2 separate regions of the Homo sapiens genome follow, and region 2 is linked to region 1. Evidence: chromatin loops called from intact Hi-C (ENCODE). Cell type or tissue: spleen. All regions are shown on one strand. Links, peaks and the distances in the headings refer to the core of each region. The heading gives the core; the rest is flanking DNA. Region 1 has its middle 8.2 kb from the start of MIR6817. Region 2 overlaps SEZ6L (seizure related 6 homolog like).

The links. Hi-C counts contacts between places; a loop is a spot of excess contacts. Peaks named below come from ENCODE experiments on the same cell type or tissue, not always from the same donor. Only the 100,000 strongest peaks of a DNase experiment are listed, where the experiment ranks them.
Region 2: a loop joins it to region 1, with 6 times the contacts of the local background. A loop is called at or near these places in 16 of 110 quality-filtered maps.

The regions. Positions count from the first base shown.
Region 1 is chr22:25,456,089-25,471,555 of GRCh38, reverse strand. It overlaps the pseudogene CRYBB2P1. Among named protein-coding and RNA genes, the nearest start is that of MIR6817, 8.2 kb to the right of the region's middle. In spleen, for the core only: CTCF peaks have their summits at 8,653 and 8,867 (motif pointing left); a DNase peak (open chromatin) is centred at 8,845; H3K27ac peaks cover 769 bases.
Region 2 is chr22:26,324,525-26,339,991 of GRCh38, reverse strand. All of the region lies in intron 9 of SEZ6L (seizure related 6 homolog like), which reads right to left. Among named protein-coding and RNA genes, the nearest start is that of SEZ6L-AS1, 86 kb to the right of the region's middle. In spleen, for the core only: CTCF peaks have their summits at 8,583 and 8,782 (motif pointing right); no DNase peak of the experiment used is centred there; H3K27me3 peaks cover 3,308 bases.

The DNA.
Region 1 (15,467 bases), core at 4,486-12,485:
GTGCAGAGGTGTGATCTCGGCTCACAGTAACCTCTGCCTCCCAGGTTCAAGAGATTCTTGTGCCTCAGCCTCCCATGTAGCTGGGACTACAGGTGCACACCACCATGCCCAGCTAATTTTTGTATTTTTTGTAGAGCCAGGGTTTTACCACATTGGCCTGGCTGGTCTCGAAGTCTTGGCCTCAAGAGTTCTACGTTTCTAACAGAGTTCCATTTCTAATAGAGTTGCTACATATAATACATGTCAAATATTTATCTAATACATATGCACATACTACATGCATATGCATTTGTACAGGTGTGTTTTAGGCACCCAGGTCTCACTGCTTGCCAGATAACAAAGTTCTTCCCTGTGGACCTCTACTTCCCCATCTATAAAATGGGAGACTTCATCCCCTTCATCCCTGACCGTTTATCTGAGTCTGTCTCATGTAGAAGGTGGAGGCAAACACCTACTTTGCATGATTTGTCCTAAATTTTCACCTCCCTGTCTGCAATCCTGCTGGAAATCCCATTAGTGACCCCATCCACTATCCTCTTTGGAAATGTCCTTATCCCTAGTATGAATATCTGTAATTCCCTACAGTTTTCAACCTGGGGTGATTTTGCTCCCAGGAGACACTTGGCAATGTTTGTATACATTTTTGGTCATCAAGTGTTGGGGGTTGCTACTGGTCAACTGGCTGGTAGAGGCCGGGGGGTGCAGTTAATATCCTGCAGTGCACAGGGCAGCCCCCACCACACATCAAGAGGAGTAAAGTTGATTGCGAAGCCGAGGAGGGCAGATCGCTTGAGCTCAGGAATTCGAGATGAGCCTGGGCAACATGGAGAAACACCATCTCTACAAAAAATAAAAAAGTTAGCGAGGTGTGGCGGTGCATCTGTGGTCTCAGAGACTCAGGAGGCTGAGGCAGGAGGATCACCTGAGCCCAGGGAGGTTGAGGCTGCAGTGAACCCTGATGGTGCCACTGTACCCCAGCCTGGGTGATGTGAGACCCTGTCGCAAAAAAAAAAAAAAAAAAAAAGCGGTGAAGTTGAGAATGAGTAGCCCTGCCTAGAATGAAAGCATTTATTGGATACTTTCCTTTACACTCTCTAGACTGAGATGCTTGGAGTGTTCTGGTAGTACCCAAGGTAGAAGGAAGCATTACAAGTTTAAAAATGGAGAAATTATGTTTTTATGCAGCAGCTGGGCACCAGGCTATGGATTCATCACTTTGTAGGCCACATCTCCTGCCAAGCAAGCCACATGCACCCTGTTTCCAGATGAGAATGTTGAGACAAGGTTGGTTAAAACACGCAGTTCTGAAGAGTTACTGTAACAGATTCTGGAGTCTGTGCTCTGGAAGGGAGGAATGGGGGTGGTCACTAACTCGAGGAGAGGGAAGCATTTGTGCCTGAACAATGAGAGTTGTTTTCAGATGAAGAAATCGGCACATGTTGAGAGAACAAGACAAGCTTTTTATCCGAGTGCTTGATTTTCATTACAATGACAGGTGTCTCCATGGCTTCGTGCTTGGAAGTGACTAATTCTAAGGAGTCTTTCCTGTTGGTCAAGTCCTAGTCTCTGGGTTTGACTACTCATTCATTCATTTGATCTTTCATTCATTCAATAAATACCTATCAAGCCTCAACTATATACTGTGCTCTGTGGATATATTGAATGCAAAATCAGGCGTGGCCCTTGCCCTCATAGAGCCTAGGAAAAGAGATGGAAATGAAATCAAAGAACTAAATAAATACATATAGAGCAACATGTGTGATTAGGGCTTCCAAAGAGAGGTGAGCAAAGCAGAAAATAGCACATCAGAAGATTGGCCTGGCCATAGAAGCCAGGGAGGACGCTGGGCCGAGATTCGAAGCCTGCATAAGGGGGATAATTACGTCAGGTGTGGTGGCTCACGCCTGTAATCCCAGCAGTTTGGGAGGCCGAGGCAGGCAGATCACTTGATCTGTCAGGAGTTAGAGACCAGCCTGGCCAACATGGTGAAACCCTGCCTCTACTAAAACAAAATTAGCCGGGCATGGTGGTGTGCACCTGTAATCCCAGCTACTTGGGAGGTTGAGACAAGAGAATCACTTGAACCTGGGAGGTGGAGGTTGCAGTGAGCCAAGATCATGCCACTTCACTCCAGCCTGGATGACAGAGCAAGATTCCGTCTCTAATAATAATAATAATAATAATAATAATAATAATAGGAATAATTAGGCAAACTGGGGGAAAATATGTTTCAGGAAAAGAAAACAGCATATGCCAGAGTCCTGTGGCTGGAGGACTCATCAAGGGTACACAGGACAGAAAAAAAAGTTTATATACATGGTAGGAAGCTAAAGAGACAAAGCAAGGGCTGGTCCACACAGGTCTTGTGAGTTAGTAATTAGGATTTGTATCCAGAGGGTGAAGGGGAGCCATGGCAGGTTTAAGCAGGAGGGTCTCATGATCAGATTTGCATTTTGAGATCCCTCTGACTTCTGCATGGGATTTGTAGGGGGACAGAGGGAGTGCAGACAGACCTGTGAGAAGTGCTGCTGGGGTTGTGTGAACAAGAGAGGATGCGGGCCTGGATCAGGGGATTGGTGAGAAGTGTGTGAATTTAACAGAAATTCATTAGCTCAGATGGGTGATGGAAGTTCAGGAGAACTGCATGAAGAACTCATACACCCTTCTTTTGGGATCTCCTTCAGGGCTGCCCTGCCAAGGCTCCCAGATGCCCGCGGCCATCACCAATCAACTCCCCTGCTCGAGATGGGGAGCAAAGATTTGGTTTTAGGAAGCCACTATTGTGGTGGACTGTGGCTCCCACCTGGGCCTGGCTTCCAGCCTGGATTCCTCGCAGAGCCTGTCCAGGGCAGCCACAGGACGCAGGGACTCTCAGCCCTGCACACTCGGGGCTTCAAAGGCCACAGCAAAGGGGAGGCCCAGAAAGAGCTATTTCAGGCTTCCTATTTTTAAAGCCGGGGTCAGGGTGCCCTGCTCACCACCAACATTTCCAGTACTGGAAGCTTCAAAAACTTCAACTCCCTCCAGCCCAGCACCAGAGACAGGCTCTGTGCACAGGGCTGTGCAGTGACCATGGGCAGCCAGGAGAGAGGCCTCCAGCATGGGTGGAGGAGGTTTTGGAGTGCCGTGGTGCAAGAAAAGCCAGAGAGGTTGACCACCATGGGTGGGATAGAGCCCTGGGTTCAAACCCAGCTTTTTCATTTTCCACCAGCATGGCCTTGAGCAAATCATCTCCCCCTTTCTGAGCCTCAGGGGCTCCCCTAGAAAATGGGAATAAGCCACAGGTGGTCATAGGTGGAAGCGTGAGGACATCAGCCAGCAATCACTTAATAAATGCCTCCTGTGAGCCTGTCATGGTACGCGGTGGTGGTAATGCAATTGTGAACAAGATGTGCTTCACTGAGCTTTCATTCTAACAGGGAAACCAACATTAAAGAAAAATTGAAGGCTGGGGGCCGTGGCTCATACCTATAATCCCAGTGCTTTGGGAGACCGAGACGGGAAGATTGCTTGAGCTGAGCCCAGGAGTTTGAGACTAGTCTGGGCAACACAGCGAGACCCCACCTCTACAAAAAATAAAAATAAAAAATTATCCGGGCATGATGGTGCACACCTGTAGTCCCAGCTACATGGGAGGCTGAGCCAGGAGGATCACCTGAGCTCAGGAGATCAGGGCTCAGTGAGCTGTGATGGCACCACTGCTCTCCAACCTGGGCAAGAGTGAGACCCTATCTCTAAAAAGAAGAATATAGTTTGCCTCCTGAATATATAATAATGATGAATATAAAGTATGCCTGGAAGAAAAGGAGGATTTGGCCAATATGTGGACCAATCTTTTTGACAGAAACTGCTATCTCAGGAAATGGCAGCGTGAGCCACCTGGTTGATGTTTCCTAATTCCTGGATTAATGGAGAGAAAGAAAATTTAAGCCCAATCCACTCAAAGTTGCCTTCTTTAGTGAAAAAAAGAATAACAACTTTATGAAGAAACAGCATTAACTATAAACTGGTCTTGGAAAAGGAACATATCACCCACCTATTTTCATGAAAGATGCAGAAAGGCGAACAGTTTAAAGAAATACAAAACCCAAAGGCAATGGTAGCCAAGTGCAATGGCTCACACCCATAATCCCAGCACTTTGGGAGGCTGAGACAGGAGGATCACTTGAGCCCAGGAGTTCAAGATCAGCCTGGACAACATAGCAAGACCCTATCTTGGCAAAGCAATGGTTCTCAAACTTGGGTTTACAGTTGGGACACCCCTCCCTCCCAAATTGTGATTCAGTAGGTCTAGGGTAGGACTGAGAACTTGCATTTCTTTTTATTTATTTATTGAGACCCGTTCTCACTCTTTTGCCCAGGCTGGAGTGCAATGGCGTGATCATAGCTCACTGCAGCCTTGAACTCCTAGGCTCAAGTGATCCTCCCACCTCAGCCTCCTGAGTAGCTAGGACTACAGTTGTGCACCACCATGCCCAGCTAATTTTTTATTTTTTATAGAGATGGGGTCTTACCATGTTGTCCTGGCTGGTCTCGAATTCCCGGCCTCAAGCGATCCTCCCACCTCAGTTTCCCAAAGTGTTGGGATTATAGGCCTGAACCAAGGCTCCTGATCGGAACTTGCATTTCTAACAAGACCCCAGGTGATGCCAGTGATGCTGGTTTGTGGTTCACACACTGAGAACCGCGGCTTCAGGGAAGCTGGGAATACCTTTGGAGATTCACTAATATGAGCCCTGCTTCACTGAGTCTCTTTTCTCACAAGGGGAGACAGGAAGCCCTCGACAGCCTCTTAGGGGCAGAAGGGTCTGGTTTTCAGCTTCGTGCTGGGAGGAGCTTGGGGCAGCCTCTGAGCTCCTTCCCATCCACATCCCCAGCCAGCTGCTTCATCACTTGGGAGGTGATGGTCAACCTGCCCAGCACCTCAGTCCCACCTTGATAGAAACCAATTCCATTGCTGTAGCAGAAGATGGGTGGAGTGGAAATCCATATTCCAGGGGATTCTGAGGCAGGCATCCCATCCTGAGCACGCATGGTTCTCCCCACTGGTTGAGATCTTATCTGAGAGAGAGAACGTGCTCCTCTCCACCTGTGTTTTTTTAAAACCCCACCACTCCGCTCACCTGGGTTGTCTTTGCTTTGAAGACTCACCCCTAGTGGTTTTCTTATTTCAGCCCAGGGTGCACCAAAAAAGCAAGAAAAGTTTTGTTCCTCCCATGTCAAGGTCCTGAGACTCACTCCACAGAATGATCCTGTTTTCCAGAAAAACTTGAAACACCCCAGAGGCCAGCGATGGCCAAGGAAGTGCAGAAAACCCCTCTCCTAGGGCTGATGACTGTGTTTTCAGCTTCTCCCGAGATCAGTGACTGCATCTCCACTTCTACTTTCCAAGGCCTCCCCACGGGTGGGGCATTTTTTAGAGTCACTGCCAGTCAGGAGTGAGAGGGACAGAACACAGCACCCTTCGAGGACTCATGATGATGAAAAGAGAAACTTCCTGGAAATTAAAAAAAAAATACAGAAAAGCACAAAGCAAATGGCAACAATTGCCTAAATGGCCCATACCACAAACTCAACATTTTTTAATAATCTGGCATGTTTTCCAGTCTTTTCTATGTGCATACTTCAAAAAAGTTATGTAACTCATGTATCAAAATCATTAGCATTTCGTTTAAAAAAGAAAATTGGATAGCAGCTATGTTAAATCTTTCTGAAAAAACAAACATTACGTTGATTTATGTCTATTGCTGGATAAGCTGAAGGAAAGGTCAGCAAGCCATGGCTTGTAGGACAAACCTGGCCGATACTTCATTTTATACAACCCATAAAATACAAATAGTTTTTACATTTTTAAATGGTTGGGGAAAAATCAAAGGAAGAAACTCATGTGTTCTCACTCATATGTGGGAGTTTAAAAAGTGGATCTCATGGAGGTAGAGAGTAGATTGGTGATTACCAGAGGCTGGGAAGGGAAGGTGGGGAGGGAAGGATGAAAGAGAAGTTGGATAATGGTACAGAAATACACTTAGATAGAAGAAATAAGTTCTTGTATTCAGGCCGGGCACTGTGGCTGATGCCTGTAATCTCAGCACTTTGGGAGGCAGGGGCAGGTGGATCGCTTGAGCTCAGGAGTTTGAGACCAGCCTGGGCAATATGGCAAGATGCTGTCTCTACAAAAAATACAAAAATTAGCCAGGCATGGTGGCACGTGCCTGTAATCCCAGCTACTCAGGAGGCTGAGGTGGGAGGATTGCTTGGGCCCAGGAGGCGGAGGTTGCAGTGAGCCAAGATTACGCTACTGCACTCCAGCCTGGGTGACAGAGTGAGACCCTGCCTAAAAAAAAAAAGTTCTTGTATTCAATAGTACAGCAGGGAAATTATAGTTAACAATAACGTCTTACAGATTTCAAAATATCCAGAAGAGGAAAATTGTGTTGGGCAATGTCCCCAACACAAAGAAAAGATAAAAGATAAATGTTTGAGGGGATGGGTATCCTGATTACCCTGACTTGATCATTATATATTGTATACGTGTATCAAAATATCACATCTACCCCAAAATATCAATATATTTTAAAATGTAAAAAGTAATAAAAAATCTGTGTAATACATGACAATGAAATTCAAATTTCAGCGTTCATAAAGTTTTACAGAGGTACAGCCACACCCATTCATTTACCTACTGCTGCTTCTACGTGATGCCAGCAGGGTTGAGTAGTTGCCAGAGACCATACTGCCCCCCAAAATGTGAAATATTTACTACCCAGTTCTTTACAGAAAAAGTTCGCCAACACCTACTCAAAGTCTGGTCGGTGGTAATTGTTTGTTACCAATCTGCGATGAGATAAACACAGAAATTGAGAGTAAGACTTTAGAGGCCAGGCACGGTGGCTCACGCCTGTAATCCCTGCACTTTGGGAGGCCGAGGTGGGTGGATCACCTGAGGTCGGGAGTTCAAGACCAGCCTGACCAATATGAAGAAACCCCATCTCCACTGAAAATACAAAATTAGCTGGGATTACATGCTGAGTCAGGAAAATCGCTTGAACCTGGAAGGCGGAGGTTGTGGTGAGCCGAGATCGTGCCATTGCACTCCAGCCTGGGCAACAAGAGCAAAACTCTGTCTCAAAAAAAATGAGAGAGAGACTAAAGAGAGACTAAGACTTTAGAAACTTTTGGCTGGGCATGGTGGACTCACCCCTGTAATCCCAGCACTTTGGGAGGCTGAGGCAGGAAGATCTCTTGAGGCCAGGGGTTCAAGACCAGCCTGGGCAACACAGTGAGACCCCCCCCCGCTCCCGCCCCGTCTCTTAAAAAAAAAAAAGACTTTTAATAATTTGACAGTCTGTTTTAACTGTTAATATAAAAATTTTAAATTGGGGATGATTGTTGTATTTTTCATTTTCATTTCTGGTAATTCATTTTTATATATTCTACTAACTTTTCAGTCCATAAGGTATCAAAAAAGGTAAAATACAAAAACTGATCCCTCACTACAGATGTTTTAAAAAATTCTTATAAATATCAAACATTGTTCTGTAACTTGCCTGTTTTTTTTGTTTGTTTTGTTTTACCTCCGGGAATGTTTCTGAGATATGCCCATGTTGAATATGTAAGGTGTTGTGTATCCCTTTTGTCTGTGGCATGATGATATTATTGCATGCTGATTATTTACTCATTCCCCTTCTCATGGACATGTAGGTTATTTCCAGTTTTTTGCTAGCACAGACAATGCTGTTCTGAGCATCCTGTACCTATCTCCTGGTACAGATGTGGGAGAGATTTTCCAGGGTAAACACCCAGTGAAGAAATAGCTGGGTCTCCAGATTTCTGCATCTTCAACATTACTAGAATCTGTCAAATTCTAATTTTTGCAAAGTGATGGCACCAATTTACATCACTGCAGAAGCGCTTCAGAGTTTTTGTTCCCCAATCCTTGCAAACATTTAGTATTGGCTGATGTCTGAGTTTGGGTTTAAAATTATTAGTAAGCAAGCTTCAGACCTTCATAAGCGTTGAGGAGGTGGTGAGAGGTTTTACCTTTTCCCCCTCCCTCCCGCTGTATCTCCAATTTCCTCCAGTTTCACCTGCCTGCGCTCCGCCCCCCGCAACCCCGCCACCCCCTCTGAGCTGACCTGGCCTGGGGCTGCACCTGTACCTGATTTTCATAAAACCTCCCTCCCGGTTCTCATGCACACCCCACGGCTCAGCATCTTGGGTTCTCTCAGCTCCACTAACCAGGGGCTGCCCTAGGAGGGAGCAGGACTTCCTGGCAACAGGTGACAAGGTAGGCTTGACAGGCAGGCTCCTTTGCTTTGTGTCTCTGGTACATGGAGCAGTGGCAGCGTGGGAGAGATTCCCCAATCACTATTCAATGAATGAATGAAGAGCGAAAAGGCAACTAGGGTGTCATTTATTGAGCAACTACTTCGTGTCAGCTCGGTGACCAGGTGTCTGAGAATTACCAATGGAATAAAAACCCCCGTATGGCCCTTGGTCAGATGAGGAAAGAGAGTCTCAGAGAGGTAAGGTCATTTGCCTGCCGTCACAGGGTCAATGAGTAGGAGATCTGGGACTTGACTCTAGTCCTGCCTGACTCCAGGGGCCTCTGGCTCCACTGCCTGACTTGGGGCTGTTTCCACTGCCTCTCTTAGGGCTGCCCTGTGGCTTCCTACCTGTTTCTGCCAGACTCCAATCCACTTCCCAGGGACTAGTCTGGCTGCTGAGTCCGGCTCTCCAACACCAAGAACTAGTTCCCCTGAAACCCAAGGCTCCTACAGGGCCTGCGCAGCTCAGGCCACCCGGCCATGAGCCCCAAGGATGATGCTTTGCTGACACCTGGTGGCTGCAGGGGGAAGTGGAGCCTTGGGGACGGGAAGAAAGGGTTGGCTGGGTCCTGCGGAGACAGGAGAGGAGGTAACTGTAGGCCCCGAGGAGAGGTGAGTAGGGATGACACGCAGAGCACTCCCCACGCAGAAGGGGGAGGAAGAGGGAGGAAGGACTGGGCATTCTCTAGGAAGTCCCCAGGAAGGCTAGAAGTCCGAGGTCAAGGCTTTGGCAGGGTGGGGTCCCTCTGGGGGCTGCGAGAGAGAATCTGCTCCGTGTTTCTCTCCTAGCTTCTGGTGGGTGGCCCGCAGTCTCCGGCACTCTTTGCCTTGCAGAAACATCACCCCAGCATCATCTTCACATGACATTCTCCCTGTGTGCGTGCCTGTCTCCAAGTTTCCCGTTTTCATAGACACCAGTCACGTTCCATTAGGCCCACACTACTCCAGTGTGATCTACTCTTAAAATAACTAATTACATTTGGCCGGGCATGGTAGCTCACACCTGCAGTCACAGCACTTTGGGAGGCAAAGATGGGAGGATTGCTTGAGGCCAGGAGTTTGAGACCAGCCTGGAAAACACAGGGAGTCCACCCCCCACCCCCCAATCTCTACATGAAATTAAAAAAAAAAAAAAAATAGCCAGGTGTGGTCACACACGCCTGCGGTCTCAGCTTCTCCAGAGGCTGAGGCAACAGGATCACTTGAAAGCCCAGGAGTTGGAGGCTGCAGTGAGCTATGATTGTGCCACCACACTCCAGCGTGGACAACAGAGTGAGACCCTATCACTTAAAAAAAAAATTGCACTTGCAATGACCCAGTTTCCAAATAAGGTCACATTCTCTAAGGTATTGAGGATTAGGATTTCAGCATATGAATTTGGGGGGTTCTCATTCAACCCATAATAATCACCATTGCTCTACTCTCAAACTATTACAATCCCCCCACAGTGAGAGCTTCTAGGGGCAGGGAATCTGTCTTACTTTGTATTCCTACTCTGCCCAGTTCCAGGAGTGAAACAGGCACTCAATAGGTATTGATTGAAGAATCAATGGAGAAACGGACGAGAATAACATTTATTTAGCACTTATTAGTTTCTACCTTTATGATAATCATTTTAAGCACTTTAACAAGGTTTTCAATGTGCCCCCACATCTCTGCATTCCAGCCACCACCGTGCCTTTGTGGAGTTTCTCAGAGCTACCAGGCTCCTCCCACCACAGGGCCTTTGCACGTGCCGCTCTCATCTGAGACACTCTTCTTTGGCCTCTTTACCCCTGCAACTTCTACTCTTCTTTGAGATCTCAGCTCGAGTCTTTTCCTCAAGGAAGTAGCTTAGACTTGTGCAGATTCTGTTTTTTTAACTTTTAAGTTCGGGGATACATGTGCAGGTTTGTTATAAACTCATGCCATGGGGGTTTGCTGTAGATTATTTCATCACCCAGGTACTAAGCCAAGTATCCAAATAGGCACTCAGTGGGTAATGGTTGAAGAATGAATGAAGAAATAGATGTTAGTAACATTTATTGAGCACTTACTGGTTTCTTTTTTATTATAAGTTCTGGGATACATGTGCAGAACGTGCAGGTTTGTTACACAGGTATACATGTGCCATGGTGGTTTGCTGCACCCATCAACCTGTCATCTAGGTTTTAAGCCGTGCATGCATTTGGTATTTGTCCCAATGCTCTCTCTCCCTCTTGTCCCCCACTCCCTGACAGGCCTCGGTGTGTGATGTTCCCCTCCTTGTGTCCATGTGTTCTCACTGTTCAACTCCCACTTATGAGTGAGAACATGTGGTGTTTGGTTTTCTGCTTCTGTGTTAGTTTGCTGAGAATGATGGTTTCCAGCTTCATCCATGTCCCTGCAAAGGACATGAACTCATTTTTTTATGGCTGCATAGTATTCCATGGTGTATATGGAGCACTTACTGGTTTCTACCTTTATGATAATCATTTTAACCACTTCAGCTCATTCAACAAGGTTTTCCACTTTTCCAAATGTGAGGGGATGCTTCTAAATGGAGTCCTAAAAGGGCAAGAATACCTAAAACATTCCTGAAGAATCATGTTATAGGGCCAAATGTTTTGGCACCAGGGATTGATTTTGTGGAAGACAATTTTTCACGGGCTGTGGGCAGGGGACATTAGATTCTCATTGGAGCATGCAACCTAGATCCTTTCCATGTGCAGTTCACAATAGGGTTTGCACCCCTATGAGAATCTAATACTGCCGCTGGTCTGACGGGAGGCGGGGCTCAGGCTGTAATCCCCACCTCCTGCTGTGGAGCCCCCATTCCAGGCCACGGGAGGCCCGGGAGGCCCAGGGGTGGAGGGCCCCTGTTTTAGGGACCTCAACACTGACTACAAAGCAATAGTCATTAACATAATCTGGCAAGAGTGCAGGGATACACAGACTACAGGAACAGAAAAGACAGCCCATAAAATCACCCCACCTGTGGGGAAGGGGATAGATCAGCAAGGCGACATTGCACCACAGTGCAGGAAATGGACTCCTTCATGAATGATTTAAGACACTGGACTTCCAAAAAGAAAAAAAAACTGAATCTCTACCATACACTATATACAAGAATCAGCTCCAGAAGGATTAAGAACGCAAATGTGAACAGCAAATGTTTAAAAAGTTTAGAGAAAAAAATCTATTAGGGAATTTCTTTGTGACCGGGGATTAGAAATAATTTCTTCAAGTTTGGCCAGGTGCAGTGGCTCACGCCTGTAATCCCAGCATTTTGGGAGGCTGAGGCAGGCAGATCACAAGTTCAGGGGTTCGAGACCAGCCAGACACTCAGAGGCAAGGGAATTGCAAGTCAGGTGAAGAAACAAAGGCTCAGAGAGGTTGGGCACTGTGTCCAAGGTCACACAGTTAAGAGCTAAGAAGCTGCAGAACCGTAAGACTCAGTAAGGGTTCTGTTGCCCTACTCATAGCCCAGATACTTGCCAATTCTCATTTCTATCACACACACGCACGCACACACACACACACACACACACACACCAGCTGCCAGGGGAGATCAAAGACCCACAGCAGACAAGTTGCAAGTCACACTTCATTCACTCTCTGGGAGGTCTGGAGGGTTCCTGGGCAGCAGACCTGGGTCCTGGGAAGGAGGCATGGTGGGGTGGGCACTAGTTGGAGGGGTGGAAGGCACCACATTGGTGCCCCTGCATGTCGTGGATGCAGCGCACGGACTGTACCTGAGGGTGACGGGCCCCAAAGTCGCTGCTGTCCTTGTAGTCTCCCTTCTCCAGCAGGTACTGCAGCCCACGGTAGCCAGGGTACTAGTAGCCAACCCACCTGCAGGGCCAGAGGGGAGGGGAGGGTGAACCAGGGGGACAGGAAGAGAAGCAGACAGAGAGAGAGGTGAGGGGAGAGAGATAGAGCATCCATAAGCCACTAGGAAGGGTGAAGCCTCCCAACCATTGCCACTTCCCAAGGGTAAGCAGGACACCCTTTCCACCCCACCCTTCCAGCATTGAGCCTCTGCTTTCTTCCTTCTCTTGACGGGGAGCTCACTGCCTCCTGAAGCAAATTTTGACTGAAGGCCTGTACTATACTGTACTGGGGTCAGAGCAAGGGGGTGATATCTTAAGCTCACTGAAGCTTAGAATAAGCCAGGCCTTTGAACCATCTCCCTCCAGTCTTATCCCACCTCCAAGCCTGGCTGCAAAGTCAAAGAAGAGTTGGGGGAGGTTCCAGGGGCCTTCTGATCAAAGAGGTTCCAGGGGCTACTTAATGAAAGTGCTGGTCTTCTCTCCAGAAAATGTCACACAGGCCTGGCCTGCAAGGATCTGCCTGGCCAGTCTCTGTGAACACCTCCAGCTCTACTTCTCATTCTTATGCTTCCACATCTCTGCATTCCAGCCACCATGGCCTTTGTAGAGTTTCTCAGACCTATCAGGCTCCCCACACACACACCACAGGGCCTTTGCACATGCTGCTCTCGTTGTCTGGGATGCTCTTCCTTGGCCTCTTTACCCCTGCAATTCCTACTGTTCCTTGAGATCTCAGCTCAAGAATCTTTTCTCCAAGGAAGTAGCTTAGATTCATGTGGATTCTTAAAGTATTAACAGTTGCCCCTTCTAGACTGTTGGCTACACAGGGCAGAAGCCAGATCTCTTTAATCTCCTTCACCCTGGGCACCTAACACAATGCCTGGCATATGGCAGCACTGACAGATTGAATGAATGAATGAATGAATGAGGGAATGAAGGGGAATAGGAGCACAGAACTTTGCACACTATTTTAGGAGTTTCACAAACCCCAAGAAGCCAGTATGTTTGGCTAAATTGGTTCTGTTGTGGGGAAAGAGCCTTAATTAGCAGCACTTGCTGATTTCTATGCTGTAAATGCACCCTGTGGCTGGTTTCAAGCTACCAATGATTAGTCAACCAGTTCACACAAATTCTGAAAATTTAAGAGTCAGTTCCAGGTCAGGCACAGTGGCTCATGCCTGTAATCCCTGCACTTTGGGAGGCCGAGGCAGGCAGGTCATGAGGTCAGGAGTTTAAAACTAACCTGGCCAACACAGTGAAACCCTGTCTCTACTAAAAATGCAAAAAATCAGCTGAGCTTGGTGGTGGGCACCTGTAATCCCAGCTACTTGGGAGGATAAGGCAGGAGAATCGCTTGAACCTGGGAGGCGGAGGTTGCAGTGAGCCAAGATCATTCCACTGCACTCCAGCCAGGGCGAAAGTGCGCGCCTCCGTCTCAATTAAAAAAAAAAAAAAAGTCAGTTCTTACAAGCTGGTATAAGCTATTTCCAGCACACCGCTGCCCAAAGCTCATCTGTGGACCCCCATGGAATCCAAATTTTTTACCATGAGAAATCCCTCACTGCTGATGGCCAGGGTCGATGTGCCCAGGAACTTCGATTCAGTGGAAAATGACACCTCCTGTTCCCAAACTTAGGGACACAAGTGGTCAAAGGCAGCATGGGCTGGTCCTCCTGCTTCTCATAGCTTTCAGACTACTCAACTCATTCCTTCCCTCCTGCCTCAACCTAATCCTCCCTCTGCCTCAACTTGCCCCTCTGACATACATGTCTTGCTCACTGGGGCTGAGGTTAAGGCCAAGGTTTCTCCACTCCAAAGGCATACCATTTCCCCAAAGGCAGCTCTAGAAAGAAATTCAGCGGCTGTAAGCCACCTATGGGCAGAGAATTCCCATTTACTTTCCAGTGGGAAGCCAGAGGTCAGCAGAGCACATTGATGTGTGCAAGATCACCAGTGTGTACAGGGCAGAGCAGGACTTAGGACCCCAGAGTCTCAGTTCCTGGGGCAGGGTGAGCCAGGGCTGGCAATGCACTTACATGCCACTCCGCACCCACACAGATGACACCTTCTCCTGGTAGCCATGGGCGTGGAAGCTGGGTACATCGTCATCTATGATTTCCATCTTCTTCCCGGTGAAGTTGGGGTTTTCATAGAGGATGATCTTGTGCTCTTGGCTGTCCTATTGGCAGAGGATGGGGGGAAGTGAGTATGGGTGAGGGGGCCCAGGGTTGGCCTTCCCACCCCATGCTCATGCCCCAGAGTTGGGATCAGCATGTCCCACACATCACTCTCTTCCCAATGCACCCACTACGTGTCTATGACCACTGCTGTTGGATCACAGCCGTTTGTTAAGTTTCTACTGGGCCATTTTCATGTAACAGACACTCTGCAACACTTTGGGGAATGTTTGATTCTGAAATGTCATTTTTTCCTCCTCAAGTTTCTCTTTTATAAATGGTGGCTACGATCTACCTACCCACCCACATATGAACACCCACACATACACACACACGCACACCCACACAAGCGTGCACACATACAGGCACACACGCACACTTGCACACACACACGCGCGCGCACACGTGCACACCCACACATGTACACACACATGCACACCCACACATGTGTGCACACACGTGCACACTTGCACACACACACGTGCACACACATGCACACCCACACATGTACACACACACATGCACAGGCTAACTGTGCCTCTAATAGGCACCTGAGATACTTTGATTTTTCTTCATTTCTACATCTCTTCCCATCCTCCTGTCCCTATGACATTTTCCTTAGTTATCTCATCTCATCCTTTACACATAAAACCCTTATCCCTCAGACATAAAATCCTCTTATGCCATTTAGCAGATGAGGAAAGTGCGGCACAGAGAGGTCAAATGACGTGCTCAAGGCCACACAGCTGGGAGCAGCACAGCCAACTTGGGAACCCAGGTCTGTGGGGTGCAAAGTCCAGTGTTCTCCAACCTTCCAGTAGGTCCTGGGAGGAGCTAGACTGGGCTTGGAGGGTTTGAGAGTGTAACTGAGCAGTGATGGGCCCTGTCCCCTTCCTGAGAGTTGACACTCTCACACACTAGTAAGAATCAGGATCTCAGAAGCACTGAAAACTCACACTGGCACGAGTCTTGAAGAAGAGCTAAACCACCTTCTCCTCCAGCCCCAAACTCATAATTTCTTGTAGTATTTCTGATGGCTATTGGTTATTGAGCAATGACGGGAGTTGCCCAACCCTTGGGCGCGGGGGGCGGGCACCAACCACCTAAAATAGAATGTGAATAGTGCCCTCTGGAGCATTTCATAGTCTTGTGATTGGAGCCTTCTGGAGTTG
Region 2 (15,467 bases), core at 4,370-12,369, 870 kb before region 1:
ATGTGCTAGGATTACAGGCGTGAGTCACTGTGCCCGGCCGTCAGTTGGGTTTTTGAAGACACATTGATGCAATGGTCTTGGCTGCATGGGACTCATTGCAAAGTCAAATGCTGCATTGTAAGAAGAATCACCTTCAAAACTCCCATTATTGGCAACCATTTCTTAGGTGACATCTCTGTGTTAGGCACCAGGCTACAGGCTGGGGCTATGACCTGCATCTTTCATTCTTCTTCAGTGCAGAACATGCTGACAGCTTGCTAATTACAACTTGCATTTTTATATAAGGTGAAATGATCTTTCCATTTATCACGGGGCAAATTCCTCAGAGTCAACTGAATGATCCATTATGTTTAAGGGGTAGGGCAGAGGTGGGATGGAGGCACCTTACTTATGAGATATGCTCAAACCTGTCACCATTCATACTGTTAAAGGATGACACATTTTCAAAGACTCCAATGCAAGAAAGTACCTTGACACTAAATAATTAAACCACAGTGGATAGTTAATAATCCAGAAATCACTTCACTATACCACAGAAACATGTGCCATCTCAGACATGCTAGATAAAATTGATCTCTAATTGAAAGAATGCCAGATAATTCACCTTTGGCTTCATCAATCATGGACAGATACAAACTCACATTTCTTTCTTTCCTTTCTTCTTTCCCTCTCTCTGTCTTCTTTCTCTCTCATGTCTTTCTCCTTTTCTTGTCTCCTTCTCCTTAATGTTCTTTTTTGTTTGTTTTTTTGAGCATCTACTATGAGCCAGGCACTGTGCTGAGCTCAGAAGGGTCACAGAGTAGTGATCTATTTAGATTTGTAAGCCAGGGATTGTGGCAGGAGTTATAACCAAAGTAAGGACAGAGAAAGTAAGGACAAACTCAGATTAGGGGCATCATGGAAGCATTCCTGCAGTAGGTGATGCTTCTTGCTCTGAAACCTCAAGAAAGAGTAGGAGACCTCGAGGCAGATAAACACAGAGTAGGGAGTCCAGGTGCAGTGGCTTACACCTGTAATCCCAGCACTTTTGGAGGCTGAGGTGGGAGGATTGCTTGAGGCCAGGAGTTCAAGACCATTCTGGGCAACAAAGAGAGACCCTGTCTCTACAAAAAAAAAAAAAAAAAGAAAAAAAAAAAGTCCGGGCGTGGTGGCTCACGCCTATAATCCCAGCACTTTGGGAGGCCGAGGCAGGAGGATCACGAGGTCAAGAAATCGAAACCATTCTGGCCAACATGGTGAAACCCCGTCTCTACTAAAAAAAGAAATTAGCTGGGCGTGGTGGCAGATGCCTGTAGTTCCAGCTACTCGGGAGGCTGAGGCAGGAGAATTGCTTGAACCTGGGAGGTGGAGGTTGAAGTGAGCTGAGATTGTGCCACTGCACTCCAGCCTGGGCAAAGAAGCGAGACCCTGTCTCAAAAAAAATTTTTTTTTTTTGGTGTGGTGGTGCACCTCTGTAGTCCTAGCTTCTCAGGAGGCTGAGGCAGGAGGATTGCTTGAGCCCAGAAGTTTGAGGCTACAGTGAGCTATGATTGTGCCACTGTACTCCAGCCTGGGCAATAGAGCAAGAACTCATCTCACAAAACAAAACAAAACAAAAGAAAACAATGAATGATGGGGAGAAGGCAGAGGGAAGAAAGGAGTAAGACCATGGTTCCTGAAAGAATTTTTCCAGTGGTCAGTGTGCCTGGGGTATGGGGATAGGCATAGAAGCCTGCAGAGTTCTGCAGGGATTAGATCATGAAGGGCTTAAAGAGCCAAGCTTCAACTTTTGGACATCATCTTGCAGGAGACGGGGAGACACTGAAGGGTTTTATACGGGAACTGTATGACTGAGCAATTCAATGCCAGAGGAGAGGTGTTCTGGGAAATGGCCCTGAGCAGAGTTCCTGAAACTGATGCAGACTGACAGTGGCCCTCCCTGCTGATAGCTTCATCCAATGGCCAACAGTGGTGTTTGCTGCTAGTCCGGGAGTTGGGAGGTGAGGTGGCAACTACCCATGTTGGTGTTTCAGGTGGTCAGAACAAAACAACAGAAACACAAAGAAAGGTATTGAAAGTTTGCTTCTGGGAGGGCAGGGATTGTATTTTATTCACCCCAATACCTTCCACCATACCTCTCGTAGTTCCTCATGTAAAGTTGCTCCAAGGGGTGGCTTAGGAAGATTTTGATTGCCGCCATAATTTTCACCAGTTTCCCCTATGCTACTCCCAAAACATCTTCAAATAAAAGCTACCTGCTTGCTTTGCACACATGTCTTCAAGACAAAATCCCCAGACTCCTCCTACCCCCCTGACAGTTTTTAACCAGATTGAAGCCCCTAAACCCCTGCTGTATTGAAATTCTGGAGTTGCCACTTGTTCTTGCACACAGTAGGTGCTCAATAAATGCTAAGGTATGAAAGAGCCTCCCAGAGAGTCTACTTGACAGCAAAAATAGTGGGACTGATGTCAGCTTTGGACCTGTAGTAGGGGAGGGCCTCTTTAGCTCTACGTACCATGAAAACATCAATTGTTCATGAAAGTGCCGGATTAGACTAGTGTGAAACATGGTAGATGGCAGATATATTCCTTAAGCCGACTTCACAGCTGATCCGCTGGTAACAGTAGTTTACAGACAATGCACATCTTGGCTTTATTCTTTCACTTAAATGGCCAAAACGCAGTAGCAGCATCTTCAAGGGTGAAAATAGCTTTCATTTTAAAACCATACGGCAACTCTTTGTTCTCCATAAAATAGGATGGAGCAATGTGCAGGGAAGAGCACACTGGCTTGGAAATCAGAAAGCTTTGGTTTGATTCTCAGCTTTGTCACTTTCATGGAAGGCATGTGATTTTTCTGAAATTTCTTGTCTGTGAATCAGCCTTAATATTCCTCGTCTATGTCATGAGCTCTGGGGATGAGGTGAGGCAGGCAGAAGGTCTGGATTCAAATTCCAGCTTCAGCATTAGCACCTGGGCAAGCTCGGTGATGTCATTTGAATGTTATGTTGTTATATTCCACTTTCATTTTTGGCATCATCATCGTTACCATCACCATCATCACTATCGTCATCATCATCATCACCACCATCATCCTTCTTTGGATTTCTGTTTATGCCAAATGACATCAGATGATTTATGTCAGTGGTTTTCAACTAGGGGCAGTTTTCCTCACAGGTGACATTTGGCAATGTCTGGAAACATATTTTTCCTAACTAGGTGGGTACCATGGGTGAGTGGAGGCCAGGGATGCTGTTAAACATACTACAGTGCACAAGACAGCCCCTCAACCCAAAAAAGTATCTAGTCCAAAATGTCAACAGGGCTAAACTCGAGAAACCATGACTTATATAAATGCACATTGTAAACGGTGTGCAACAGACCATTAAATGCAATTTCTTCTGTTGTTCTGAAATTTTAGCAGTGTCTCCCTAAGCTAAGAACAAGACAATAGGTGCAGTGGATTTCCACTTTCCAAAGAGAGATACTTGGCTGTTGATTGCATTTGGATTCTCCAGATGCAGAGATCAAGCAAACATACAAATGCCTTTTGAAGTCTGGCTTGTCTGGGAGGCCATCCTAGGCAGCACTGGTGGGGAAATGAGACAAGAAGAAGGGAAGGACTCAACGAAGAGGGGATTGATGAGCAGGTTTCACTGTGCATTTTGGGTTCAGTCCTGCAGGAATTTTAGAGATGGTGCAGAACACATCCATAGGGAGAAGGAGCTGGGGTATTTATCCTCCAGTTTCCATCCTTTATTGACTGAGGGATGCTCCTGGATGTGTTGAGTCCCTAGAACTTCTGGCTTGCCCATGTGACCACATGGCATCAGAGAAATGCTGGAGAAGTGGGAAGGGCCTTGCAGTAGGAAGTCATTATGGGCACATGGTGGCAAGTATTGCACGGCTTAGACAGAGTACCAATGGCATCATCTACTAACATCGATGCAGCTATTCCAGTCTGAGCCCTTCTTCCCACCTCTAGCTTATATAAGAGAAGGAAAAGAAGGCACTGGCCATTGAGGAGGCTGGCAGGAAGGACTGCCTTGAGGGGAGTGGTCACTGTGGGGCATCATAGGAGGGAGGGTCGAATGTGTATCACCCTCACATTAAGCCTAGTGAGGAGGGCTTCAAGGGAACTCTTGGTGACTTGGCAGGTGTCTTTCTTTTGTGGCTTGGATAACAGTAGCTGGATTTGATGCTCACCAAAAGAAATGATAAAATCAGACTGGGGATGCCTGCCTGCCTCTGGTCAGAGCAAGGAGAATAAAAGCAGATATTGACAGTGAGCATCCCATCACTGATGACAGTAGGGATATGATCTATGTTTCCTGGGTCTAGTTGTGAACCTTGCAGGCAGAAGCCAACTATAGGTCTCCTTAAAAGTGGCTTCCTACTGAAAGGGTGATAGAACCCCAGCAAAAGGGAAAGTTAAGAGCAGCTGTGCTCAGGAGACTTTCACACATTTAATATCCTATTAAAGACAGAAAAAAAATCAGCATTCTATATATTCTATAACATAACAGTGTAGCCAAGTTAGAGTCTCCTATTCCCTTACCTCCCATGCCCTTTGCAAAATTCCCAGCCAGAGGAGCACAGTTGAGGGAGGGATGAAGTTTCAAAATGAATGATACTTAGGGTTATAAGATTTTCAGACTGGACTGCACTTATTGTGACCAGAAGACCTATGAAAACGCAGCTTTCACCCAGAGGAAAAAAATAATATAGGATGTGCCTGAAGGGTCACTGGGAGAAATAATCAAGTTACTCTCTGCCTCATTCTTCTGAATCTTTTTTGACAGACTGGTTCCAATTATGTACACAGAGTTTGGCAATTTAGTTTTTTCCCCTCAATGCAAAGAGGAGCTTACATTTTCACTTGCTCATCCATGTATTTACCAAGTGCATCTAGCATCCCTGGAATCGGACCTTTGTAAGCAACCGAGATGAAAATGTGTTGAGTTCACTGCAGGGAGAGCCACAGGGCAGAGTGTGGTTTTCCGCTGAGGTCTGAATTGAGATGTCAGCTAGATACGATCCAAGGAGGCGCTAGGAAAACGGGATGGCAGTTTGACTCCAGGATGAAGGGGAGATGGAGAGATGCTGGCAGGCAGGCAGGCTTGGTCTGACTGTGACTGGGAGTGGCAGGATCCCTTCTGGGAGGATCCTGTAGGACCACAAAGCTTCCCAAGACCAGACCCTGCCCACTCTGGCCCTTCTCAGGTGCCAGAGTGAAAGGCTTTCCACAGGCACAAAGTGTGAGCTCCTGGCAGAAGATCTCAGCTCCCATCTCCCCCTCTACATCCACCTCTTTCTTCTTGGTCACTGTCGCAGGCTATCCTCAGACCATCATCACCTTTCTCTTGGGCAGTTGGACAGCACCTCGGTGGTTTCCTGACTTCATCCTCACCTGGCCCTGATACTCCTCCCCTTAGCAGCCAGATGAATCTTTCCAGAAGGTAAATCAGATCTGCTCCCTCAACAGATCAATGAATAAGCAAAATACGGTCTATTTGTGCAGCGGAGTTATTATTCAGCCATAAAAAGGAATGCAGCACTGGCCCACGCCGCAGCACAGGTGAACCTCGGAAACATGACATGCAGTGAAAGAAGCCAGCCACGAAAAGCCACCTGTTGAATCACTCCATTTATAAGGAATATCCAGAATAGGGAAATCCACAGAGAAAGAAGGCAGATGGGTGGTTATCAAGGGTTAGGGGGTGAGGAGAAGAATGCGGAACAATTGCTTAATCGGTATGGAATTTGTTTTTGGGGTGATGGAAATGTTTTGGCACTAGATACAAGTGTTGGTTGCACAATATTGTAAATGTATCACATATGTAGATATATATATTGTATATGTTAAAATGACTAATTGTATGTTGTATGAATTTCACCTCAATTAAAAAAAAGAAACATCTTAGGATAGAGTGCCAACTTTTAACCCTAGTCTCAAGGCTCTATAGGTCTATCTTTTGCATTGCCGCCTGCCCCGTCCCTGCCGCCTCATTTCTGACTCTCTCTCTTCCAAGCCATTGTTTTACCTCCAACCAGACTGCATTGCTCATCAGTCTTTCCAAAGCACGATGCTCTTGGTGACCTCTGGGACTTTTCACATTCCCTTCCCTGTGCTCTGAATTCTCCACCTGGGAAACTCCTACCCACCCCTTAGTTTCAGCCTTCCATGATTCACTATTGCACAGAGCCCCCAGCATCCCCTCCTGGTCTGGCCTGCAGCCCTTGTGCTCACCCTCCTTATGGAGCTCAGTCATTACTTGGGGCCCCATTGGTCTGGGGATGCTCATCTGCTGCAGATCAGGAGCTCCCTGAGGCCCTCCCATGTCTCACTCACTGCTGGCTGTATCCCTAGTGCTCAGCACCATGCTGAGTGTGTGTCTCGGGTGAATCAGTGCCAGCTCAGGGCATAGGGCCAGGTTTCGGGCTCAGATCTTGCACAGAGTAGACTGTGGCTTTGACCCCAATTCCTACCTAGGACCCTAACCCCGACTGGACTCTTCCCTGCTCCAACCTTGGGAAGGGGACTCCTCTCAGCCAGTGCCCTGGCTGCTTTCAGCATGCTCCCCAGGGTTAAGTTGAAAACTTTGGTATCAGAGGGAGGCTGCCTCAAGGGATTTCTGCCCCGCCTGCCTCTAGGGCTTCTTGTTGGCCATGCCTTGATCCTTCTTGGATATGTAGGTCACTAGAGTCAAGTCCAATGCCACCTGACACCCTGCATGCCTGAGAGGCCACTCCAAAGCCAACCCGCTGGCTTGTCCAGCTTGTCTAGCCTCCTCTCCTTCCCCACCTTGACCCTGCTCTGGGCACATTCTGCAGCCCCTTCAAGGGCCTGAGCAGCCATTTGTGGACATGCCATTTAGTGTTACCACTTCTGGCTGCTTCTTTAAATCCTCCCTTTCTCAGGGCAGTGGAAACACTGGTCCCATTGGATAGCTTTTGAATGGGAAAGCATTTCACAGGACCCACATTTAGCTTTTGAATAACAACAGTGCTGTCCGCCAAGTATCAAGCATTCAAACAACCTCACAAAGTAAGACTTGCTCCATTATACAGATAAGGAAACTGAGGCTCAACCAGGAAGGTCAAGATTCAAACCTACGTCTTTTGATGCCAAAGCTTGAGATCTGAACCACCATTTTATACAACAGCCCATGAAAGCCACATACACACGTTTTCAAGAAGTGTGTTCCGATTGAGTCTTGTGTCAGAAAACATGAATAAAAAAACACAAATTAAATATTCAGAACAGCTGGGCATGATGGTTCATGCTTGTAATCCCAGCATTTTGGGAGGCCAAGGCTGGAGGATCACTTGAGTTCAGGAGTTCAAGACCTGCCTGGGCAATATAGTGAAACCCCCATCTCTATAAAAAATAAAAACATTAGCCGGGCACGGTGGCACATGCCTGTGGTCCCAGCTACTCAGGAGGCTGAGGTGGGAAGATCACTTGAGCACTGGAGGTTGAGGCTGCAGTAAGCTTTGATTGCACCACTGTACTCCAGCATGGGTGACACAGTGAGATGCTGTCTAAAAAAAAAAAATCTGGACTGGGTGCAGTGGCTCACACCTTTAATCCCAGCACTTTGGGAGGCCGAGGTGAGTGAATAACCTGAGGTCAGGAGTTCAAGACCAGCTTGGCCAATATGGTGAAATCCCATCTCTACAAAAAGTACAAAAATAAGCTGGGCATGGTGGCATGCACTTGTAGTCCCAGCTACTCGGGAGGCTGAGGTAGGAGAATTGCTTGAACCTGAGAGAAGGAGGTTGCAGTGAGCCGAGATCGCGCCACTGCACTCCAGCCTGGGCAACAGAGCGAGACCCTGTCTCAAAAAAAAAAAAAAAAAAAACATTGAAAATCCTCTCTTCCAGCTGTTTGAAAATGAACAACAAATTATTGTTAACTATCGTCACCCTACAGTGTTATAGAACACTAGAAGCTATTCCTCCTATATAGCTGTGATTTTTGTATTACAGACATCGTTTTTTAAAAATTAAATTAAATTCTTTTTTGAGACACAGTCTTGCTCTGTTGCCCGGGCTGGAGTGCAGTGGCACGATCTCAGCTCGTTGCAACCTCCACCCTCCCCGGGTTTAAGCCATTCTCCTGCCTCAGCCTCCCAAGTAACTGGGATTACAGGCACGTGCCACCATGCCTGGCTAATTTTTGTGTTTTTAGTGGAGACAGCATTTCACCATGTTGGCTGGGCTGTTCTCAAACTCCTGACCTCAGGTGATCCACCTGCCTTGGCCTCCCAAAGTTCTGGGATACAGGCTTGAGCCACCACGCCTGGCCCAGACTTCTTGTTTTAAAAAGATTTTGTCTCCCTAACATTTTACATTTCTTGGTAACGAATGTTCTTTGTGTTTTGTTCATGGTTATTATCGATCAGGTATAACAGAGTTTGCAATAAAATCAGTGTTAATCTAGTTACTTAGTCTGGGTGGCTTAATTTTGATAGATAAAAGCTTTCTGTTATGGTTTTTGAAATATTTAGAAAGATCTGGGGAAGGATATGTAAGATACATAAGAAAGTAATTGCCTCTAGGGAGGAGAGCCAGAGAGGGGGCTGTTTGCTGGGGAAGGATGGGAAACTCAATTTTCACAGTAGACCTTTTTGTACTTTTGAATTTTGAATCGTATGAATGTAGTACCTCTTCAAAAAGGATAAAAACAGCCTAAGGGACCCTCATTGCTTTCACTGGGGTCTAGAGAGTGGAAGAGGTGAGGATAGAATGCAAATTAGAATCTGACACAGACCAGCGAACCCATCTCTGGTTATGTAATCCTGCTGCTCACCTGCAGAGGGCAGTGTATGCCTAAGCATGGAATGGGCTGACTTCCCCAGCAGGTGCCCTTTTTACCCCAACCAATCAGGAGCCTGGATGTGGGGAGCAGGTGGTAGGTGAGGTTGGTAACTATTGAGCTAGAGTCAATATTCCGGAGAGGGCATAGAAAGACATGATGAGCAAGCCACCTTTCTTTTCCTTATTCCTTTCTAAACAAACATTTGACCCTTGGCTTAGAAATCTTGCCTTTAAAAGGCTTTTTCGAGCCTCATTCACAGGACAATTTTAGGTAGGCAAACATACTTTGAAATGTCTAATGTTTATGCATTTCTTTAAATGCAAATTAGAAAAATATATAAATATATGGTTTGCACATTAAACTTCTAATTTCATGGACATTATTTTGGCTGGAGTAAGCCAAGTGAAAAAGGCAAGCCAATTTACACGCAGTTTCGGGAAAACAAAAACGGTAACACAAAAAGAAGTAGCTGGTAATAGAATTGGACTGTGGAAACCGCAAAAATTAGCCCACAGACTAAAGTCCAGTTTCTCAGCCTGACCTCCCAGGAAGTCCACAGCTGGGTCTCAGCCCATCTCTTGCTGTCTCAAACATCCAGTACACCAAGCCCCTTGCAGCTCCTAGACCCTTAAAGCCTCCATCTTTCATGCCTTAGCTCATGCTAGTCTCTCTACCTGGAAAGCCCTCTCCTCTCTTCTCTGCTAGAAAACACCTTGCTAATTCCTCAGGATCCCTCTGTCCACCCTGCATTTACAGCTATGTAATAACTAGCTAAGGTTTTCAAGTGGCTTTTCAAGGCACTTTACATGCACCATTTCATCTTATCCTCGGACTAACCCTGTAAGTACGACTCTTCACACCCATTTCACAGATAAGCCAACTGAGGTGCCCAGAGGTGAGGAAACACGCTTAAGCTCAAGCAGCTGGTTATATAGCAGAGCCGGAATCCAAACAGACGTCGTTGGAAGACAAAGCCTGAGCAACAGACCAGCAACCTTCATCTGCCTGTGTCGGCTCCCTGAAGGCACATGTCTTCACCCCAATCCCTGGAGCCCACCCAGGGCTTGGCACAGGTGAAATAAAGTTCACTTAAATGAAGGAATGACGGCAAATTTATGTCCATTTTCCAGATGAGGAAACTGAGGCTCAGAGGAATTAAGTGACTTTCCTAAGAAAACACTATCTTGCCCTTCAGGCAAGATCTTTATGGAACAGTAGAGATAGTGATGAAATAAATCATAGGATCTAAAGAAAGGAAAAACAAGAATCAAAACCTGTAAATTCCGTTGTATGCAATAAAACTTTGATAAAATATTTATAGTTTTTTTTGAAGGCCTTAGAAGGGACATGTTTAAAGTTGTTTTGTATCTATTTTCTCATCTGATCCCCTCACCCACACAGTCAGGTGGTCAGAGAAAAAACATTATGAATCCCATAGAGGAGTAAACTGAGCCCCAAAGACCCAGGTCCTAAGGCCTCTGTGCTCATTTCAGATGCAGCACAACCTTGCCAGGCACCTCTCAGCAACACAGAATTGTCGAGGGGCCTTTGGCCCAGTGAAACCCAATTAAATTTGCTTTCAATTTAATTTGATAAAATGGCAGACAGGCCAAGAAACCATGTCAGCTCCAGGGAGGACACAGAAAACCAGTATCTTTGGCTCCCTAATAGGACACCTTAAAACACACAAAAATGATGAGTTTTCTTTTTCTTTTTTTTTAAAGATGGTGTTTCACTCTGTCATCCAGGCTGGAGTGCAATGGCATGATCTTGGCTCACTGCAACCTCCGCCTCCTGGGTTCAAGCTATTCTCCTGCCTTAGCCTCCAGAGTAGCTGGAACTACAGGCACCCACCACCAAGCCCAGCTAATTTTTGCAGTTTTAGTAGAGACCGGGTTTCACCATGTTGACCAGGTTGGTCTTGAACTCTTGACCTCAGATGATCCACCTGCCTTGGCCTCCCAGAGTGCTGGGATTACAGGTTTGAGCCACCGTGCCCAGCCTGTTTCCTTAGTCTCTTCTTTGTTCCTTCTCTCTTCCTTTCCTTCCACCCTCTCTTCCTCTCTGTTTCTCTCCAAAAATATTCACCAAAACGCTTGTCCACTCCAGGCTGTGAACCCACTGCCCCGTGGTTCTCAATCCTGGCCGCACCTCAGAATCCCCGCGGAGGTTTAAAAACTCCTGATCCCAGGTTGTACTCCAGACAAATCAGGCCATCAGAAACCCTGGGGGTGGAGACTGGGAATTAGTGTCACTTAAAACTCCCATTCCCAGGGGGTTCTCCTGGGCAGCCAGGACTGAGAGCCACAGACCTGGAGTTTGCAGCCTGAATGAGACCCAGCCCTGACTTCAGAGAGGCTCCCAGTTTCCATGGCCTTTCTTCTTTTCTTCCTTTTCTCCATCTCCTCCTCCTTTCTCCCTTTTCTCAATTTCCCTCTTATTCCCAAAGAGAAAAAGAGTAGGAAAGAGATTCCTGCTCTCGGCCTGCCGTCCCCCTGGGCCTGCCCCACGGGCAGCTCAAGCAGTTTCTCATTTCCACATCTCTGGACTGAGCCATTTCCGAAGGCAGTGGGCGAGGCTCTGGCAAGGTCACCGATAACGTTTTACACCTAGCACCATGACCAGGAAAACCCAACAGCTCCCCGGCTGCTTTGCCTACAAAGACGGCTGTCCTTAACTACCCTGGTGTTTCACCTCCAGCACAAGAGGCAGCATTAAGAGAACAGGTTCAAATTCTAGCTGCAGGACCTTGAAGCAGATTAGCCTCTCTGAGCCTCAGTGTTCCCACCTGTAAAATGGGGATAATATTGTTGACAGCTGTAAATAACAATTAATGCCAGGAATTCCACTACAAGAGCATTTTTCCTCTATTACAAAAACTATTTATAAGGAACTAGGCACCCTGCTGAGGGGCAAGGGCGGCGTGGCAACAAATCCTGGTGTGACGAGACCTCAGTAAAGGGCACTTATGCTGCCACCTTTCTGACCTGTGACTGGACAAGAGGCTTCCCAACCCGGGTCTCAGTTTCCCCAGATGCAAATCGCAGAATCCACAAATTGTAAAAAAGTCCATTAACAATGGCCATGACCAAGCCACTGCATGCTTCCCTCTGTGGAGAAGGTTGGACCCACACACTTTCCCCATTTCCCCACTCAATAGCAAGGAAGGGGTTGATCTGGGGAATACAAGGCTTTAGAAATAGGCTGCTGAGGCCTGAGTTTTCCAGACTTAGGGGTGACCCCAGATGGCATCTGTGGCCCTTCCATGAATTTCCTCTGTGGCACTGCCCACATTGCTTCCTTTTTCTGGATGTAAGCTTCCCCAGGTTTATAAAACACGGAGTGGAACCCAGGGCCTTCTACATTCCGGGACATCTAAGTCAGGGTGCGAGAGCTCACCTTGAGGGAAGCTTGATCAGCTGGTGAGGTCGGATGTGTATGTGGCAGTATGTGTGTTTGTGTAGTGTGTGGCGCATGTGCGTGTGGTGTGTGTGGGTGTGTGTGGTGTGTGTAGTGTCATGTGGTGTGGGCGTGGTGTGTCATGTGGTGCGTGTGGTGTGTGTTTAGTGTCATGTGGTGTGTGTGGCATGTGTGGCATGTGTCGTGTCATGTGGTGTGTGTGTGGGGTGTGTGTATGGTGTGTGGTGTGTGTGTGTAGTGTCGTGGGGTGTGTGGCGTGTGTGGTGTGTGTAGTGTCATGTGGTGTGTGTGAGGGGTGTGTGTGTATGGTGTGTGGTGTGTGTAGTGTCATATGTGTGGTTTGTGCGTGTGTGTGTGTGGTGTGTATGTGGTGTGTGTATGGTGTGTGTAGTGTCATGTGGTGTGGCATGTGTGGCATGTGTGTGGTGTGTGTGTGGGGGTGTGTGTGGTGTGTGTAGTGTCATGTGTGTGTGGTATGTGTGGGGTGGTGTGTGTGTGTGGTGTGTGTGAGGGTGTGTGGTGTGTATAGCGTGTGTGGTGTGTGTGTGGTGTGTGGTATATACTGCCACACACACACAGACACGCACGTGTGCAGAGGGCGGTGGGCCGGGGCTCTGCATTGCTGGAGGAAGAGTTGACAGAGCTTCTCCCAGCAGAAGCTGGCAGTGGCTGGGGTCGCCGCTTCCTGCCATTCTGCGTCCGCATCGTGCACATATTCTCGAAGGCCTCCCCTGGCGAAAGCCCTGGCGTGGCCAATCCGAGCGGCCAGAACACCCCCAGGAAACTCCACACAGGGGCCGTCCCCGCCTGGCGTGGGAACTCCTCCAAGAAAAACGAACTTTGAAACCTGGAGGGCTTGTCCCAGCTTCTCCCCGGAAGGCCCCAGAGGGGTTTGCAGGGGCTTCCCCAGGCCTCGGCCATCACAGGACCATGCCAAGCCAATGCTGCTGCCCCTCTGCCTCCTGCCTGGCTTCCTGCCACCTCGGCCCACCTCTGCCTTCCTCCCAGGGGTGCTGTCTAAACAGCAGGTCTGACTACACTGCTTGCCTGCTCAGCTCTCAAGGGAGGCTGGCTGCCTTCAGGATGAAGTCGATTCTACTCTGTGAAGCAGGGTTGAGGGGTGATGAGGGGTGTGAGGCTGGCACTCCTGGGTCTAAGTGGCAAGCCATTTCACCCCTCGGAGGAGGATCACTGTCCTCATCTATTACATGGAGAACAAATCGTGTGACTCTCCTAGGTTGCTTTGAGAATTAACTAAGAGGTAACGTGCTCAGAACAGAGCTTGGCACAAAGGTAAGGGCACGTGAGTATTTTGGCACCACAGTAATCCATGTGAGTGATGATTGTCATCTCCAGACCTCTGATAATTGGATGCAACTCTAGCCACATGGTATGCGCTCAATAAACACTTGTCGAATAGTAAGTTCAGGAGGACAGCGCATGTCAGGGACTCGTAAAACAAGCAGTCGTGTCTCCCTAAGATGTCAGGTCTAATTGCATTCGAATGCCTTGAGCTTGTAGGGGTGCACCGACAAGGCAATGTCCAGCTCAGACAGACAGCAGGTCCCCTCCCAAGTAGGCTCTTGCAGTCACCAAGGCGAGAAGAGCGTGGCGTGGCCAAGGAGCAGAACATGGGCATGTGTTGGTGGAGGACCTAACCCTGGTGCTTGTGTTTCCAAGTTACCACCACAATCCCCTGCAAATCGTGGGGGAGAGGAAGCTAATCAGTCAGGTGGGATACCTGGGTAGGACCTGTGTATGGATTCTCTTCATTCCTACTGTAACACTCAAACTGCAAGCTCAGAGGGATCAATGTGTGTGTGTGTGTGTGTGTGTGTGTGGTGTGTGTGATCGTGCAAAGGAGCTCAGTTTGTACACAGGACCATGGGCCATGGAAGGGATTAATCGTCATCACAGCTGCCAATTAAATTGTTGAGTGTGTGTAATGTACTAAGCCCTTGCCAAGTGCTTCTGCACATGGTATGATTTCATCATCTCAGAACTCGAAGAGATGGGTACCATTGTTATTTTCATTTGAAAGATGAAAGAAACCGAGGTCCAGAGAAGTGGGGTGACTTTATCCAAGGTCACACAGCCACTCAGTGAAAGAATTGAGACTAGAACCCAAGACTTCTTACTGTAGGTGAAGGCTTTTTCCTGTCCCTGAAGGAATTCAAGATCTTTCCAGAGTGTCTCCCACATGCTGAAAGCATCATGTAGGGAAAGAAACATTTTCTGAGTCTTCTATATGCCAGGCACCAAGCCCTAGGTGCAAATCTTGTCTCTTATTCTTCCTAGCTGTGAGATTTTACACAAGTTCCTTCAGCTCTCTGAGCCTCGGTTTCCTCGTCTGTAAAATGGGGATAATGATGCTCAGATCTCATAGGATCATTGTACACAGTAATATCATTTGGAGCTTTGGGCTGGGACCAGGAGACCTGAGTTCTAATCTCCACTCTTCTATGGTCATGGTAGCTTGAGGGCAAAAATGATCCCAAAGCTTGGCCCCTCTCTGTATCCACACCATACCTCTGGGTTGGCCCTTGCTTTGTAGCTTGCCATAGGATATGGCAGACGTGCGGCTGTGCCACTTCCTAGTGTGGGCTCAAGAGGCCTTGAATGCATCTTCTTCCTTTCTTGAAACTCTGGCCAATCACCATGGGAACAAGCCCAAGCTAGCAATTGGAGGATGAGAGGCACATGGAGCAGAGATGCGTGTCTATGTCAATCCCAGTCTATGCCCACCTAGACCACGACAGCCAACCCATCCCCAAATACATGAAGAAGGCCAGTGGCTGCCCATAGACCCACCTGCGAGCCCAGCTAAGACCAGAAGCACAACGCTGATCTCTAGACTCGTGAACAGAAATACATGCCTGCTGTTTTATGCCAGTGAATTTGGGGTGGTTTGTTATACAGCAATAGCTGACTGATAGAGTGGTCTTGGGGCAATCTCTTCCCATCTCTGGGCCTCAGTTTCCTCATTTGCAACATAATGGAATTTGGGCTCTATGAAATTTTCTGCTCCTTCTCTAATTCCTTCGAACTTTTGGCTCCAGGGAAATCCTGTCTCCTCTTGCTAATGGGCCAGAAGATCTGAGTTCAGCCAGTTTTATTTTTGTCGTGGCCATTTCTCCTGTGATTTTTGCTGATATCTGGAAATCTATTCTCCCAGGGCTAACGTTGTCCTCAACTCCTGAATCTCTCTCCTCCTTTCCTGGCTCTCAGGTAGAATTCTTACAGT